Regions from separate parts of the Homo sapiens genome. Here region 2 is linked to region 1. The links are chromatin loops, found by intact Hi-C in ENCODE. Cell type or tissue: upper lobe of right lung. All regions are shown on one strand. Each heading gives the region's core, and the rest is flanking DNA. Links, peaks and the distances in the headings are about the cores only.

What was found. Hi-C counts contacts between places; a loop is a spot of excess contacts. Peaks named below come from ENCODE experiments on the same cell type or tissue, not always from the same donor. Only the 100,000 strongest peaks of a DNase experiment are listed, where the experiment ranks them.
Region 2: a loop joins it to region 1, with 5 times the contacts of the local background. A loop is called at or near these places in 1 of 110 quality-filtered maps.

Annotation. Positions count from the first base shown.
Region 1 is chr22:48,446,396-48,454,582 of GRCh38, forward strand. No RefSeq gene overlaps it. Among named protein-coding and RNA genes, the nearest start is that of TAFA5, 39 kb to the right of the region's middle. RefSeq lists an enhancer at 1-515. In upper lobe of right lung, for the core only: no CTCF peak of the experiment used is centred there; a DNase peak (open chromatin) is centred at 4,226.
Region 2 is chr22:48,895,983-48,904,169 of GRCh38, forward strand. It overlaps LINC01310 (long intergenic non-protein coding RNA 1310), which reads left to right. Exons shown (of 7, transcript NR_038944.1): 6 at 1-161; 7 at 816-2,404. Among named protein-coding and RNA genes, the nearest start is that of LINC01310, 33 kb to the left of the region's middle. RefSeq lists an enhancer at 6,474-6,974. In upper lobe of right lung, for the core only: no CTCF peak of the experiment used is centred there; a DNase peak (open chromatin) is centred at 4,249.

The DNA.
Region 1 (8,187 bases), core at 1,591-6,590:
GCTTCTCTCAGACCCCCCAACCCCCTCCAGGGATGGAGACCTTCTGGGCCTCTGACAGCCCAATGCTGGCTCCTAAAAATTTACCCTATTCATCATAAATTCCCACAACTATTTTTTTTCCCTTAAATGAGCATTGAAATTTATGGGTGATCATGGAAACCTCTCATCACATGTGAGTCAGAGCCACGAAAATGATGAAGCAGGAATTCTAATTTTTAATGAAAGAGCTGACCCAGGCTGAGTCATAAAAGATCAGACGCTGCCGTGTCTACTTGTCTCTGGATACACCCATTCCTTCTTACCCTGGTGAGGAGTGGTCTCGATTCTGTGATTCTGCCATCGGCAACTGTGAGCTCTGTGCTTCTCTGTGGAGCCCACCACTGACCCAGCTAAGGCACCAGGACGCACAGAACAAGGGGCCCTGGGTCACTGTCTCGGTGTCCCATGCTGTCCTACCCGATGGAGGGGCTGTAGGAGACCTCGTCACACCTAGGCCTGTCCCTGGAGCACAGTAGGTCTTCAGCCCCCTTAACTGAGCAATGTGCCTACACCCCAAGCCCAGAGCACTGCCCACAACACAGAGGACAATGAGAGCCATTCTCTTCTGCCATCCATTCCTTCCTCAGCTCGGCCTTCTCTACCCTGTTCCTGCCAGCCATCGAGAAAGTGAGGTCTTCATGGCCAGAGATCTCTGCCAAGCCCCCTACAGCAGAGCTTCCATATCAGACAGAGTGGGTACAACACGCACATCGTGAAATGACGTGAGGGCAGGACTTTCTCAGCCCTGACTGGAACCCAGCCTCCACACTCACTGTTCCAAGAATCCACTTAACCTCTCTACACCTATATTTCCTCACTGAAAGATTGGGGTCACAAGGCCAACACAGGGTCACTTCTGGGATTTAATGAAACAATATGGATCAAGGCCCAGCCCATCATCAGTGCTGTCATTAGTAGCTTCCCCCTGAGTGTTCCATCTACCTGCACGTCTGCTAGCCTTGCTTTCCGATGCGAGCAGGGATTTTCTCTATCTGAATAATCCAACCACTGGACCATGGCATACTGATGCTGAGAAAGTCAGCGTGTTCCCTAACCTCAGTACCACTGAACAGGAACATAGACGGATATGGGGTACTCAGGAAGTGCTTCATGACCATGTAAAGAAATGGGTATGGACAAATCCATGGATTCAGTGAATAATATGGAGCTGAATTAGGTGTACAGCAAAGCCCTCATTTTACAGGGTATTGAAAGCCAATATCTACAGAGACTGGATCACTCGCCCAATATGGCCAGGAAGAGAATGGCAGAGCCAGTGCTGGGCTGGCCAAGGGAAGTCTCACAGGACTCCCAACATCTGAGACAGCTAAATTATAAAGGAAATGCACTTTTAAAGATAATCAAATCAGGGACACTTCATTGAAGATTCAGCTCAGGCAGAAGGATTCTTTTTAACCCCAAACTCCATGGTCAGCAAATAAACACCCCATGTATTTGCATCCTCCATTCCCAGCTCTTCTACAGACACCATACAGCCCAGACAACTGTGTTCTGCCCTACAGCCTGACAACAGCCTGCCTTCCCATGATGTTCTCTCTACAGCCTGACAACAGCCTGCCTTCCCATGATGTTCTCTCTACAGCCTGACAGCAGCCTCCCTTCCCATGATGCTCTGCTTTACAGCCTGACAGCAGCCTCCCTTCCCGTGATGCTCTGCCCGACAGCCAACAAGTCTATCCTCCCATGATGTTCTGCTCTACAATCTGACAACAGCCCTCTCTCTCATGATGCTCTGCTTTACAGTCTGACAACAGTCTTCCTTCCCATGACGTTCTGCCCTACAGGCTAACAAGAGCCTTCCTTCCAATGATGCTCTGCCCAACAGCCAACAACAGCCTTACTTTCTTATGCTGCTCTGCCCAACAGCCACCAACAGTCTGCTTCCCATGATGCTTTTCCCTAGAACCAGCAACAGTCGGCCGTCCCATGATGCTCTGCCCTAGAACAAACAAGATTCTTCCCTCCCATGATACTCTTCTTTAGAACCAACAGCAGCCTGCCCTCCCATGATGCTCTGCCCTAGAACAAACAACATTCTGCCCTCCCATGATACTCTTCTTTAAAACCAACAACAGTCTGCCTTCCCATGATGTTCTGCCCAACAGCCAACAACAGTCTGCCCTCCCATGATGCTCTTCCCTAGAACCAACAACAATCTCCCCTCCCATGATGAAGGAAGCATCCCGTGATGCTCTGCTCTACAATCTGATAACAGCCCTCTTTCCTGTGATGCTATGCTGTACAGCCTGACAACAGTCTTCCTTCCCATGATGACCTGCCCTACAGCCTGACAAGAGCCTCCCTTCTCATGATGCCCTGCCCAACAGCTGACAACAGTTCGCCCTCCCATGATGCTGTTTCCCAGAACCAACAACAGTCTGCCCTCCCATGATGCTCTGCCCCACAGCCAACAACAGTCTTCCTTCCCATGATGCTCTGCCCTACAACCGACAGCCACACCTCCCTTGGCACCAGGATTTGCCTCCAGTCTGACAGCCTTCCTTCCCAGCATGCCTTGCCCTGGCCTGGGCAGTGTTGTCCACACCCACATGAGGGTGGTGTCGGTGCTGCCCACGTCCCAGCTGTGAGGTCAGCCAGCCACAGAAGCAGCAGCTGTGGGGACAAGCTTCTGTGCGCAGCTCTGTCGTTCAGCAGCTGTGTCCTTCAGAAAGCCCTGGAGCTCTCTGGGCCTCAGGTGGCCTTTCGGAGTGTAGACAACGCCAACAGCTCTGACCACAGACAGCCATGGCAGGCAGGTCTGTCAGTGACTAAGGAATATGCCCAGCAGAGACACGGCAAGACCACAAACCATCTTGGGACCCTGAGAAAGAAGACACGGTGGGCGGATTCAACAGTCTTATGGGGTCACAATGCACAGGGCTTGGTGAGTGACTGGGTGCAGAGGGTGACAGAGGAGACAGTGAAGGAGTCTTGGGTCCTAAAGTGGCACCTGTGGGGGTCGCTGTGTTCCATCCTGTGCTGCAGACCCAGGGCCCAGCCACAGAACTCGGGAGAGGGGTGGGGAGAGGGTGCGGGGAAGAAGAGGGGCCAGGTGCTCTGCCCACACACTGAGTCTGAGGAGCCATCCAGGAGCAGAGGGCTGGAAGGTGCTGGGACCTGGGGGGCTCTTGGCTCAGGAGGGGGCTGTGCTGGAGCATCGCCAGCAGAGGGAAGCCCTGGGATCGGCAGGCCAAGGAGGAGGCAGGCCTGGGAAAAGCCCTCTGCCCTACTCTGACCACATGGCCAGGGAAAGGACCCCAGCATTGCGGCTGCCCCCACCAGCGCTGCAGAATCTGCTTCAGAGGACTTCTCGTGGCACACAGGGAGAGGTGGGAGGAACATGGGAAGAACAGAGAGCCGGCTTCAGAGGCCGGGCCCAGGCTCTGGTCGGCGGGTTGCTAACTCCACCCCCGAGAAAGACATCCTGGCCCTCCAGCCCTGGGGACAGAGACACTCAAACAGGTGGCTGTGCTGCCATCACATCTGAGTGTCTTCACACATGAGCATGATGGTGGAACTCTCTCCCCAAGGCTTTCTGTCATTTCCAAAGCTCCTCTTGCTTGAGTGCTAGTCCTGGGCTGGGTGCCGGGGCCAAGCCACGCGTGTGTTTTCTTAATGCACACACCCAAGCTCTGAGGAATGTCTCATTGTTCCTGTCCCATGTCACAGATGAATAGACTGGGCTGGGGAGCTCCGGTGGGAAGTGGAGAAGCCAGGATTCAGGGTCAGGTACCCTCACTCTCCCAGTGGGCCACTCTGCCTCTTCCTGGGGCCTACTCGCCCTTGGGTGTTTAGCGGGGGCCTGTGATGTGCGGAGCCTGGAGCCTGGAGCTGGGGAAGCAGAGAGGAAGCCAGACCCTCCCCAGACAGGAAAGAGACAGGACTCCACAGGGTGGAGAGGGTTTTCTGGGAATGGGCCCAGAAGCAGTCTGGGATGAGGGAGGACTCCTTTTTCCCTGGGGCTGGTGGCAGGTGGGCACCCAGAAGCCTGAAATTCAAGGCTGAGAAGATACTCCCCAGTGGGGGAGCTTGCCTGGGCCAGTCGGCTTTTCAGGAGCAGAAGTCAGTGAGTGCAAAGGAGGAAGCAAGAAATGCCGGGTGCTCTCGGGGAACCACATTCACTGCCCTCCCTGTGACCTCCAAAGCAAGGCCCTCCCTCGGGGTGGGTGGCGCTGCCCTGAGACTCATGGGAGGGGAGAGGGCTGGGTCGGGCGACCCTTCGCAGCAGGTGACCTGGGCAGGGCGGTGAGGCTGACCAGCGGCCCTGCCTGCTGCTGCCTGTGATGATTTGCTCAACATTGTGTGATGAAATTTCATTATCTCCCACACTTATTTTTGTCTTCTCTATCTATTCTGGGAAGCAGAGTCTTAGATCAGCAATTAGAAATGTCACTTGAGCTTTTGAGAAAGGGGGGGGTAATTTGCGAAGTCTATAATTGAGAATAGTAATCAAATTCGTTGACAACTTCAATGATATACTAAAATGGTAATTAATTGTAAATTTTTGATGGAATATATAATATTTATCTATTTTTGAACTTTTTACTGATTAGCAACAAGCTCTGGTATATTAGTTCTTTTTTAAATCTGATTTCTATAATTAGCATCATCTTTTTGTTTTCTTTTATTTTTTTCCACTGAAAGTTTCCTATGAAAGAGAGAATCCACTTAAGAATAAACTTCAGGGCTGGGCACGGTGGCTCACACCTGTAATCCCAGCACTTTGGGAGGCTGAGGCGTGTGGATCACCTGAGGTCAGGAGTTCGAGACCAGTCTGACCAACATGGTGAAACTCCGTCTGTACTAAATGCGAAGAAAATCATCTGGGCCTGGTGGCACACGCCTGTAATCCCAGCTACTTGGAAGGCTGAGGCAGGAGAATCACTTGAACCTGAGAGACAGAGGTTGCAGTGAGCCGAGATCACACCACTGCACTCCAGCCTGGGTAACAAGAGTGAAATTCCGTCTCAAAAAACCAAAAACAGAAGCGAAAGAATAAACTTCCGGGTCAACTCACCCCTTAGTGCCTGCTTAGTGGGAACAGCGGAAACAGGGTCTCCTGGGCCTCGGGAGCGCAGGAAGCAGATGTGGGAGGGGAGAGAGGGGAAAGGCCCTCTGCAGTGAGACTCACCTGGCACAGCTGCGCAGGAAGCTGAGTAAGGTACAGGGCACTCCTGGGAGCGCTGAGCATCTAGGCTTGCTGGTGAGCACCTGGTGTTAGCGCTGGAAGGCCTGGACCCTGGACCTGCGTTCAACCTGCTCGGGCTGCCCCACGCATGTCATTTATTCAAGGCAGGCCACTGCCAGGATGACAAAACCACATCTGAGATGGAGTATGAGTCGGCTTGGGCAGTCATGACAAAATAACACAACCTGGGAAGCTTTGACAACAGGAATTTGTTCTCTCCCAGTCCCAGAGGCCAGAAGCCCAAGGTGAAGGTGTCACAGGGCTGCTGGGTCTTCCTTAGCTTTCTTCATCACAGAAACGATGTTGCGAAGGGGATAGGAGGAAAGAGGAGGATGCCGCCAGCCATCCTTGCTTGTCGGGATGCCGACAACGGCCAGGGCTGAGAGGAGGAAGTAGTGGCATCGGAAGCCAAGCTTGTCTTGGGATTTGCCACCGAGGTCACATGGGAGTGGTCCCACGGGCCCCTGCCTGTCACCCCTTCTCACAGATGGGAGCCGGGGGTGCTGCTAGTGAGCGGTAGAGGCCATGGTTAAATCCAGTCCCCAAGGGCTAATGATTCTTCTTGGGGAACTGGATGAGATTGGACCCACAGCACATGATTCTGATGTGGCTTCAGTGACTATGAATGAGGTGCCATTAGGGTCAGCAGTGAGCACTGCCCCCCGGTCTCCTTTCTGCAGAAGCCTGGCTTCCAGCACCCACCCGAGCACCATGGGGACTGAGGCTGCAAGAGCAGCAATCTCTGCCCCCTCCCAGGGCACCGTCTATGCTAAATCTTATCTTCAGCATTGTAAGTTGAGAATGTGCTCTCAATCTACATTTTAATTATATCTTCAGATCTCGTCTTCTGCTTCCCAACAAGTCAATGGCACAAATTTTCTCTTTCTACCACGCAGTCCTCAATCTGTTGTATTCATCAGCCCATAGATTACCCACAGAGTCAAACTCTTCCTGCAAAGACACTGACAGAGGAACTGAAACAGAACAGTGAACAAAGTTTAAGAAATTTGGAATAACAGACTTTCTGCTGGAAAAAAATAAAATCTATTTGCACTTATCAAGATACGCCATTGCCTCAAGTAATGAGAACAACCGTTCACAGCACCAAGCGCTGCCTTCTGGGACTTGGAGGATCCTCTCCATTCTGAGGGAAGATTCCAACAGTTACCCAAACCCCAGGACACTGAGAAGGTTCAGCCCTCACCCTCTCCTGGGCCACCTGGGGTCCAGCCCCTGGTCCGTGTACACAGAGCTCTGCTTGCAGGGAGCGGACTTCCTCCCAGGGGCCACCCTCGTGCACAAGCTGATGAGCCCCAGAGGAGGCATGGGAGATGGCAGGTGTAGCCCCCAGACTGCACCTGAGTCCTGCGGTGAGGGCCTGTGCATCGGGGCGGGACAAAGCGGGGACTGAGGAGAGACGGGCTTCCTGGGAGCCCAAGAAGCACAGAGTCCAGGCCAGGCTGGCTTTGAATGTCAGTGAATGCAAAGGAGGAAGAAAGAAGGGCCGGGTGGTCTCGGGGAACCACATTCACTGCTCTCCCTGTGACTTCCAAAGCAAGGCCCTCCCTCAGGCTGGGTGGGTGGTGCTGTGTGAGACTTATGGGAGGGGAGAGGGTTGAGTGGGACAACTCTTCCTAGAGGATGGCCAGAGGAGGGTAGCGAGGCCAAAGCCAAAGCGTCAAGTGCGATGAGGACAGAAGCATAGGTGTCTCCTCCGTGTGTTTGCAAAGCACAGAGCTGAGACCAGGCTGGGCACCCCGAGATTGCAGGGCCACAGCTCCGGCAGCCCCCAGAGACGAGCTGTGTAGCACAATTCTCAGCATTTAAAACATAGGATGCTGTGGCTGGCTCTCTTGAGGGTGGGACACCCTGGGAGTTCTCCCAGAAACACCTAGATAAGATGTGAGAGAACAGGGACTCTGAGAGAGCAGATGGGGCAAGGTCCAGGGACATTTGGGTCCTTCCTGGTAACATGGCCCATCCCCATGTCCATAGGCCAGAGGGAGGTGGTGAGCTGTGCCTGCCAGCAGCCAGCACACTTTCCTTCTCCTGCAGCCTAAAGAGCATCTCGCTGGCCTCTGATGAGCTCTCCGGTGCCTCCCACCCCTAGACCCGCACCCTTTATCATGTGAAACCGGGGCACCAGCAATAGTTGTCACTACTGACCAAATGCAAGATGGGCCCGGCAGAAGGGGTGGTGGATCCAGGCCAGGAAGTCAGGGCCTCATCTTGTAGCCAACAGCAGCCCCTGCTACACCCCTGCCTCCCCATGTCTCCCACGCAGGAAATGAGGGAGCTGATCCCTTGGCTGTGAGCAGGGTGGGCCATCCAACAGCCATTCCTGCACTGCCACGTCCCTCATCACCACAGTCAGACCTCACGCCCCCACCACCGTGCAACACGTCCTAAATCCAATTGATAAGATGTAAAACATTGCCTCCCCCACCTTCTGTGCACAGTGGGTCAAAAGTAGGTGACGTTCATTGCATTACTTGGCATAAACATGATTTTAATAATTACCATGGGCCAGAACCCACGCCTGCTCTTGAATAATGAGCACTGAATTCTATTATAGTTCAGGATTAAATATCTTCCAGCTCAGTTCCTGCAGCAGGCTGGCGAGGCGATGTCCGTGGCCCAGAGCATGCCTCCATGGTGTATACGGCCCAAGATGAAAAATCCCTGCTGCTATTCTGAGCCCCTAATAACATATCATTTTGCAGCCATATACAGCCACATCTGAATTATAGGCTGTATTTTGTAATCAAGAGGATTTGCTTGAATTTGTTATAATTTTAGGTGGTTTTCTTGTTCACTGAAGATAATAATTATTCTCTACCTGAGGACACATACTAGTCTTATGACAACATCTTCACGTTGGAAACGGTTTATTTATAGTTCTTATCTGCACCATCAATATCAGGAAGCTTTAACATCTG
Region 2 (8,187 bases), core at 2,162-7,161, 450 kb after region 1:
ACCCAGGTGAATTCCAGCCCATGCCATTGATGCCAACCATGGACGAGGAATCCAGCTGGGGCTGAAGTTCCGCTACGCTGTCAGTTCCACTGGGGATGTGTGTTGCTCCTTCAGCCTCTGCCAGACACACAGGCCCGGTTCCAGCACCCGGGTGTTTGAGGGTGAGTGTGTGGGAGTGAGGCTCAGGAGGAACTGTGGGATCCAAAGTCAGTGAAAACGGTGAGGGTGAGGGAGGAGGGAGGATGGTGGAGGGCAGGGGTGAGTGAAGGGCAGAAAGGGGCGATGGGGTGAAGGGCAGAGAGGGGTGATGGGGTGAAGGGCAGTGGGCAATGGGGTGGAGGGCAGAGTGGGGATGGGGCGGAGGGCAGGGGGTGATGGGTCGAGGACAGAGGGGGGATGGGGTCGAGGGCGGGGGGGATGGGGTGGAGAGCAGAGGGCATGAGGCAGTGGGCAGGGGGTGGAGGGCATGTGGGGACAGGGCAGGGGTGGGAGGTGATGGGGTGGAGGGCAAGGGGGGACATGGCAGGAGCAGAGGGGGTCGGGGCAGAGCGAGGGGGAATGGGACACCATTATTGGAGACAGTGGCAGATATAAGCACTGGAGAAAAGCAGGTAAAGGATGTGCGGGGCAGGGGATTGGAGGGGACGCTTGAGCAGACACTGAAATAATCCGTTATGGGAAGCGTTATGGGAGAATGGGAGCCAGGAACTGAAATTGCAGGGGGTGAGCGTGGTGGGAACTCTGAGGGGCGAAGGGTGAGGCCGGCATCCTGGTGTTCTCACACAGGGCAACCTCTCATTTCATTTCCGTTGTAGCCAGTGTGTGAGTCAGCCAGGGAGCCTCAGCCTTTCCCACTGGCTTCAAAAAGATGTGGAGGCTGATGGGGAGGAGGAAGGTTCCCCAGAGCAGGAGGCCATCTGATGTAATGAACATGCCTTCCTAAGACGCTGCCTGGGCCGCAGCCAAGTGTGGTCGCTCTCTGAGCAATCGATGCTGCCACAAAAGGTCCTGGCAGCAGCGGCACGACCCCTGCACCCCGCCTGCTGCATCCAGGACAGCGCCGGCCTCCCACGGCGGCTCCCGGGAGAAGAGGAGACGCCACTTTGGCTGCTGTCCCGGGGAGAGGGGGGACAGTCCTTCGACTTCATGCAGGGGCTTGTCAACCCCAAAGCTTCCTCCGCCGCCATCTGGGTCTGACGCTCTCCGCTGGAAGGTGTTCAGGAGCTGGCACCCCACGTCCACCAGCGCTGGCTTCAAATCAAACAATAAACAGCATTTAAAAAAAATTAGTCCCACAGGTGAAGCCAGAGTCCCCTGCAGATGCCTGTTCCTTCACACTCCGCGCCTTCCACTGCCTTCCAGTGGTTGCACTCTCAGGCCTGTGGACGCACCTCGGCCAGAGCAAACCTGTAGCCTCTTCCCCAGCACGAAAGGCAGAAGGTGAAAATCACCAGGTCCCTGTACCATCAGGAAGGACCTGAACAGCCTCTGTCACCGTGTATAACAAGTCTCACTGACTCCTTCTCCGGAGCAGGGCTCCCGGGTCTGAGGCAAGGCTTCAGGATGCTTTCCCGGCTCAGCCGTGGCCCTCCATTACCTGCCCTGCCCGGCTTCTGCCCCACAGGGCTGCCTGGGGTCCTGGCCACTTTGGGTGAGGAGAGGATGGCTCCAGCCTCCTGACCTTGGAGGCTCCACAGACAGAAGACGCCGCCCCGGGACATGAGGGCCCTGCCTGGCTTTGACCCTCCTCTGATAACAGGGGACAGCCGATGCCCTGCTGGGCCCACGGGGAACAGAAGCCAGTCTGGGCTGGGCCATCCCCTGCAAGTGGTCCACTCCCCCCACCGGCTGATGGTGGAGTCTAGGCTGGCCTGGTGACATGTGGGCCTCCAGAGGTGACAGAAGGGATATTCAAACTTCCAAGGCCCCAGAGGCCTCCACCCCTGCCCAAGCACAGTTCAAACCTTCAAGCTCTTGGGGGTACTTTTGTGATGGCTGGGTTGGGGCTGGTGCTTCATCTTCTCTTCCAGTCAGTGGAGTGAAACAGCAGGTCCATCTTGCATGTCTGTGTCTGCAGACGGATGGTCCAGGGCCATCCCTACACCCTCCTGTGCTGGGCCCGCAGGGAAGCCAGTTCTACCAGCAGTCTGCAGGTAACAGGGTCCCAGGCCAGGCGCTCCCCTTGACCCCCTGTGGGTTTGTTCCTGCCACCCGCTCTGCCCCTCCCTGGGTGCCCCCCACCCCCAGATCTCCTGCAAGATGGACGTCAGGGTCCTGGGAGAAAACAGTTCTGTGCTGGGGCCGCTTTGACTCCCAAGGACCCCGTGTCCAGAAGAACGGCAGCTTGTAACCCCATCCCTGTAATGAGAATGAAAATTAATTCAATTTGTATCATTTCCTATAATGCACCATCCTCGGCCTGAGATGGAAATTGTGAGATGTTATTTTCTACTGGAGGCGCGTGGTTTTTTACAGGCAGTGTTAGAATTTTAATCCTTCATGTTCTGAAAAGCATTAGAATCAGTTAGCCTTCCACAGTGCACCGTCTCCCCTCGCGATGAAGCCTGTTCCTTCTGAGGGGCTCCCGTTGGAGGACAGCAAAGGGCCCCACAGTGGAAGGGGTCTTGGCTCTCAGAGCAGCACCAGGTGGCCCAGACAGGACCCAGACATCGTCAACGCCTGCACCTCCAGGGGCCAGGCGCCATGTGTGAATGGCCAAGCTCTCAGAAACAGGGATCATCGGATGAGAGTCCCCCCGGGTGCCTAGGGAGCTTCCGGGGTCTCTCCTACTCTGGTAGGCTCTGGGTACAGGGTCCACGATGGCACACAGCTCCAGAGGCTGCACAGCCCTGTGCTGCCCCGAAGCTGGGCTCCTCTGGTTGGGGCTCCCCTGGTTGGGGCTCCCCTGATCTGGGACATGAATTTCTCTCCCAAGTCCTTGCCACTGCCTGGGGACATCCACCCTCCACCTGTGCGGAATCATCAACACACCCAAGCACAGCCTGGCCGCCTTCTCGTCCTGTGGCCCCGCCTACAGCCACCTTGTGAAAGGGGCCCTCAGTGTTGAGCGTGCCCAGAGTGCTTTCCGGGGATGGACCTCACCTCATTGCCTCCCGAAGGAACCCTGTAGCAGCAGCTGGACCACCCTCCGTGCTTGACAAACAAGGAACCTGGGGCTTAGAGAAGCTGGATGACCTGCCCAGGGCCACTGACATCCTGGGTGGGCACCTGCTCCCGGCCACTGTCTGTGGGCTCCTGGGTTATGGGGGGCACCAGTGCTGGAGTTTTACTTTCTGGGAAACGTTCCCATCTTGATACATGGAGATGGTGCAGTGTGGCACTGGGGGACACAGACAGTGACTCTGCACTGGAAGCTTGAATCTTGTCCCCTGTTCCATGCTTGTGTCTCTGTGGGTGAGTGGCTTTATCTTCCCGTGCCTCTGTTTCCCTAACTGTAAAAGAAAAATAATTTCCTCCCTACCCTACAGGGTCATCAGGGTGTCCAGCATTAAATCACCCAGTGGTAGCTCCCGGCATGAGTGAGTGGTGTGTGACGAGGCTGTGGCTGCAGCCTTGAACCTCAGGATAACCCTGTACTCCTCGTACGCTAAGGGGAAACTGAGGTACATGCCCACTTGCTCACGGTCACGGGGCAGAGGCCGACGAACCCATGGCACCTCTCAGGCCCCGGATCTGCGCTGGCTCCCGTCCACTGCCTTGCTGTGGGCATGAGGAATGGAAACGCTTCCAGAGCAGGGCCTGCCTCTCGGGGTCTCCTCCCGGCCAGGTGCCCTGCCCAGGAGTGGCGGCTCCATCCGTCCAGTGTCTTCCACCTGGACATGCACCCCGTCCTGGCCACCTGAGCGATTGTTATTCTGCACACGGAACACCCAGAGGCCTTCTCGAGTGGAGCCGTATTAATAAGTGTGCACAAGGGCCTACCGGGTATGGAAATTCACAGTGAAGTTAATGATGTCATTAATATTGTGCCCGGCTCCGCAGAGGCCTAAGTGGACCACCCATTCCTCGGTGGCCATTTTTCAAGCTGCAATCTCGTGCTGTTCCTGGAAGAGCTGAGTGCCCTGCCACTAACTAGTCCTCCACAGAAGACCTTTACGCCGATAATGCTCTCCTTTCCCGATGAACTCGCCTCTGCTTCCCCGAAAAGTGCTCCTCCATGCTGGCACGAAGCAAGCGTCCAGTTAATAAAGTGCGTCGTAGGGAGACGCGTTCCTCCACCAGTTCTCTCTGCTGGCCCCGCCGAGCCCTCTCTGTGCTATCGAGAGAACCACCCGGCTGCTGCCCACACCGGGGAGGGCACTGGCCCCAGACCAGAGGGGCGTCACCTGCCCTGGAGGACAGCACACTTGCCACCTGTTTTCCTAATTCAGTGGCATAAGTCAAATACTTGCTACCATACAAGCTGAAGGTGTCTGCTGTGGCGAACCCACATCACACAAGGTGTGACCTGAGGCAAACCAGTGGGGATGTTTACTCTTCTGGGTGAAACTGGGCCTGTATTCGAGGCCACCTTCCACTAAGTAGCAGCTGTGGGACCTTGGAGGAGGCACTGCTTTTCCTGATGCAGTTTCTGTCAATGTCTGTGGGGATATTGATACCCACGCCACAGGCCACACAGACCCCATGGGCACCCATGCTACACACCAGGTAGACACAGTGGGGTGGTTGTCTCTACTCACAGGCTCCATTTTAAAAACCAAAAGCAGAACTAACAAACAGAAAAACCCACACAGCCTCCGTGAATTATTTAGTAATGATTAACTTCAATTTTTGTCTACTGAGGAGATGTACCTAGCTCCGAGCCGCACCCTCTGCAGAGTCCGACAAACCTGGTGCAGCAGCGCTGAGCTGATGGAATTCCCCCAAAACACCCAGCCCTGAGCCGATAGAATCCCCCCAAAACACCCAGCCCTGAGCTGATAGAATCCCCCCAAAACACCCAGCTCCGAGCCGACAGAATCCCCCCAAAACACCCAGCCCTGAGCCGATAGAATCCCCCCAAAACACCCAGCCCTGAGCTGATAGAATCCCCCCAAAACACCCAGCTCTGAGCCGACAGAATCCCCCCAAAACACCCAGCCCTGAGCTGACGGAATTCCATGCAAACCACCCAGCGCTGGAGCTGATAGAATCCCCCCAAAACACCCAGCCCTGAGCTGATAGAATCCCCCCAAAACACCCAGCCCTGAGCTGATAGAATCCCCCCAAAACACCCAGCCCTGAGCAATAGAATCCCATGCAAACCGCCCAGCGCTGGTGCCTGTGCCCTCTGCTCGTGGCCAAAGCTTCGGTTTCCAAGTGCTCTTGTAGGTTGTGGGAGGAGACTGTGGAGACCCACGGCCTACTTTCCTGGGCTCCCCAGGATCCCCAATCTCCAGATAAAAAACCACTGATCCAGGTCTCCTTTCCCTCAGGAAGAAGGAGGACCCAGAGGACATTCCTCACCCATTATCCCAGGTGGGGATTCCGTCTGGTAGCCTTGGTGGGCACTGCCCCGGTGCCTTGGGTTGGGGGTGATACGGCTCAGGGCTGCAGGCCAGGCCCTGGAAGCAGGGAGGAGGCTTGGTGGGAGCGTTTAGGAGCGCTGTTATCTCACGTGCTCGGCAGACCTTTGGAGGATGAGAGGCTGTCCCACCGTTGGGGGGAAGGCACTTCGTGGGTGGTCCTTTTCAGTGCGTGGCTCTCCGTGTGGCACCACTCTGCAGACCCTCCAGAAAGCACCTGCCCAGCGGGAGGCTCCGCAGAAGGTGCCTCTGCTGTGAGGAGGCCAGAAACTCCCAGCACCGCGGTAGGGACGTCGTTGAATTGAACCTTTCTAGATGAGGCTGGTCCCTCAGCAAAAAGATCCCATTTCAGCACAATAGGTTTCCTTTTCCCATTTGGAAGCCTGAGATCAGAGGACTTGTGACAGAATAATTCCTGTGATGGAAAGTAGCATCTTCCTGACAGTGGGTCTGCCGGCACGGACGGGGCCCCCAGGACCGGGACTTCTGAAAAGTGAAGGCGGCCGGACAATACGGGCAGTGGCCACAGTGCAAGGACACTGTGCTGCGTGCTTTCAAGACGCTGTGAAGGCCAGTGCGAGAGAGGCCTTGAGCCACGGTGCCGGCGATGGGCGTGGACCCAGGGTGCACCCAGGCAGCAGGCCTGACCCGCAGCTCCGTGTCACACCTGGAAACGCCGTGAAGGGGCCAGAGGAGCCTGCCCGTGGCCCAAGCCCATGTGGATGGAGTGCAGAATACACGGGAGGAAGAGGCCCAGCTCCTGTTTGGGCTTGGTGGGCGGAGGTGCCCTGGGACTGCCAGGAGGAGGTCTCAGGGCTGGTTGGGGAACGTTGCTGGGGAGTGGCAGGCTGTGTGGACAGGAACATTGCTGGGGAGTGGCAGGGGAGCCTTTTGACTGATCCCACTGATGGGCCATGAGGAGCAGGACCTGTGTCACTTTCTGGCTGGAGTATACAAGGCAAGAGCGGATTTTGTGTGTCCTGCTGTGGAGAGCTGGGGTGAATGCCAGGGTCTCGGGAGGGGAGGAGGTGGAAATGGAGGGAAACTGAGAGCCCACAAGGGCTTGGGCCACAGACAGCCTCCTCTGGCCCCTTCACGGCGTTTCCAGGTGTGACACGGAGCTGCGGGTCAGGCCTGCTGCCTGGGTGCACCCTGGGTCCATGCCCATCGCTGGCACCGTGGCTCAGGGCCTCTCTCGCACTGCACTTCACTGCGTCTTGAAAGCACGCAGCACAGTGTCCGTGCACTGTGGCCACTGCCCGTATTGTCCGGCCGCCTTCACTTTTCAGAAGTCCCGGTCCTGGGGGCCCCGTCCGTGCCGGCAGACCCACTGTCAGGAAGATGCTACTTTCCATCACAGGAATTATTCTGTCACAAGTCCTCTGATCTCAGGCTTCCAAATGGGAAAAGGAAACCTACTGTGCTGAAATGGGACCTTTTTGCTGAGGGACCAGCCTCATCTAGAAAGGTTCAATTCAACGACGTCCCTACCGCGGTGCTGGGAGTTTCTGGCCTCCTCACAGCAGAGGCACCTTCTGCGGAGCCTCCCGCTGGGCAGGTGCTTTCTGGAGGGTCTGCAGAGTGGCGCCACACGGAGAGCCACGCACTGAAAAGGACCACCCACGAAGTGCCTTCCCCCCAACGATGGGACAGCCTCTCATCCTCCAAAAGTCTGCCGAGCACGTGAGATAACAGCGCTCCTAAACGCTCCCACCAAGCCTCCTCCCTGCTTCCGGGGCCTGGCCTGCAGCCCTGAGCCGTGTCACCCCCAAATTTCTGTGGTGCTGAAATCCTAACCTCCAGTGTAAACGGGATTAGCGCCCTCAGCAAAGGGACTCCAGAAAGAACTCTTGCTCATTTTCACAATGCAACAACCAAAGGTGAAATCAGCTGTGTGCAACCAAAAGAGGACTTTCACCTGAACCCACGCGCTGGCTTTGATGGCTGAAAATCATCTGCGTGCAACCAAAAGAGGACTTTCACCTGAACCCACGTGCTGGTTGTGATGATCACTTTTGTGTGTCAACCTGGCTTAGCCACGGGGTGCCCAGACAGCTGGTAAGACATTATTTCTGGGTGTATCTGTGAGGCTGTTTCTGGAAACGATTAGCAGTTAAATCCATAGACTGGGTGAAGACCCACCTTCCCCCGTGTAGGCAGGTACCCTCCAAGGCTCTGAGGGCCCCAGTAGAACACAAAGGTAGAGGCAGGGAGAATCCTCCTCTCTGTCTTCTGCTCAGCATTGGCGCTCCTGGCCCACGCCTTTTCTGATTCTCCAACTTGCAGAGGTCAGACTCTGCATAATTGTGTGAGCCAATTCCTTATGATAAATCTCCTTCTATACATCTCTATACACGCCCCACTGGCCCTGGTTCTCTGAAGAACTGTGATACGCTGGCACCCTGATCTTGGACTTCTGAGGCTCCAGAACGGTAAGAAATAAATGTTTATCACTTAAGTTCCCCAGCCCGGGATATGTTGTTATAATCGCCCGAACCGACTGAGACAGGCATGAATCCCACGCGTGGGGGACCCACCCTCACGACCTGTCACCTCCCAAAGGCCCAGCTCCCTATACCATGTCCTCGGTGGGTAGGGTTTCAACATTTAAATGTGGGGGACACTCAGTCCATAACAGACCCAGCTCCCTATTCCATGCCTT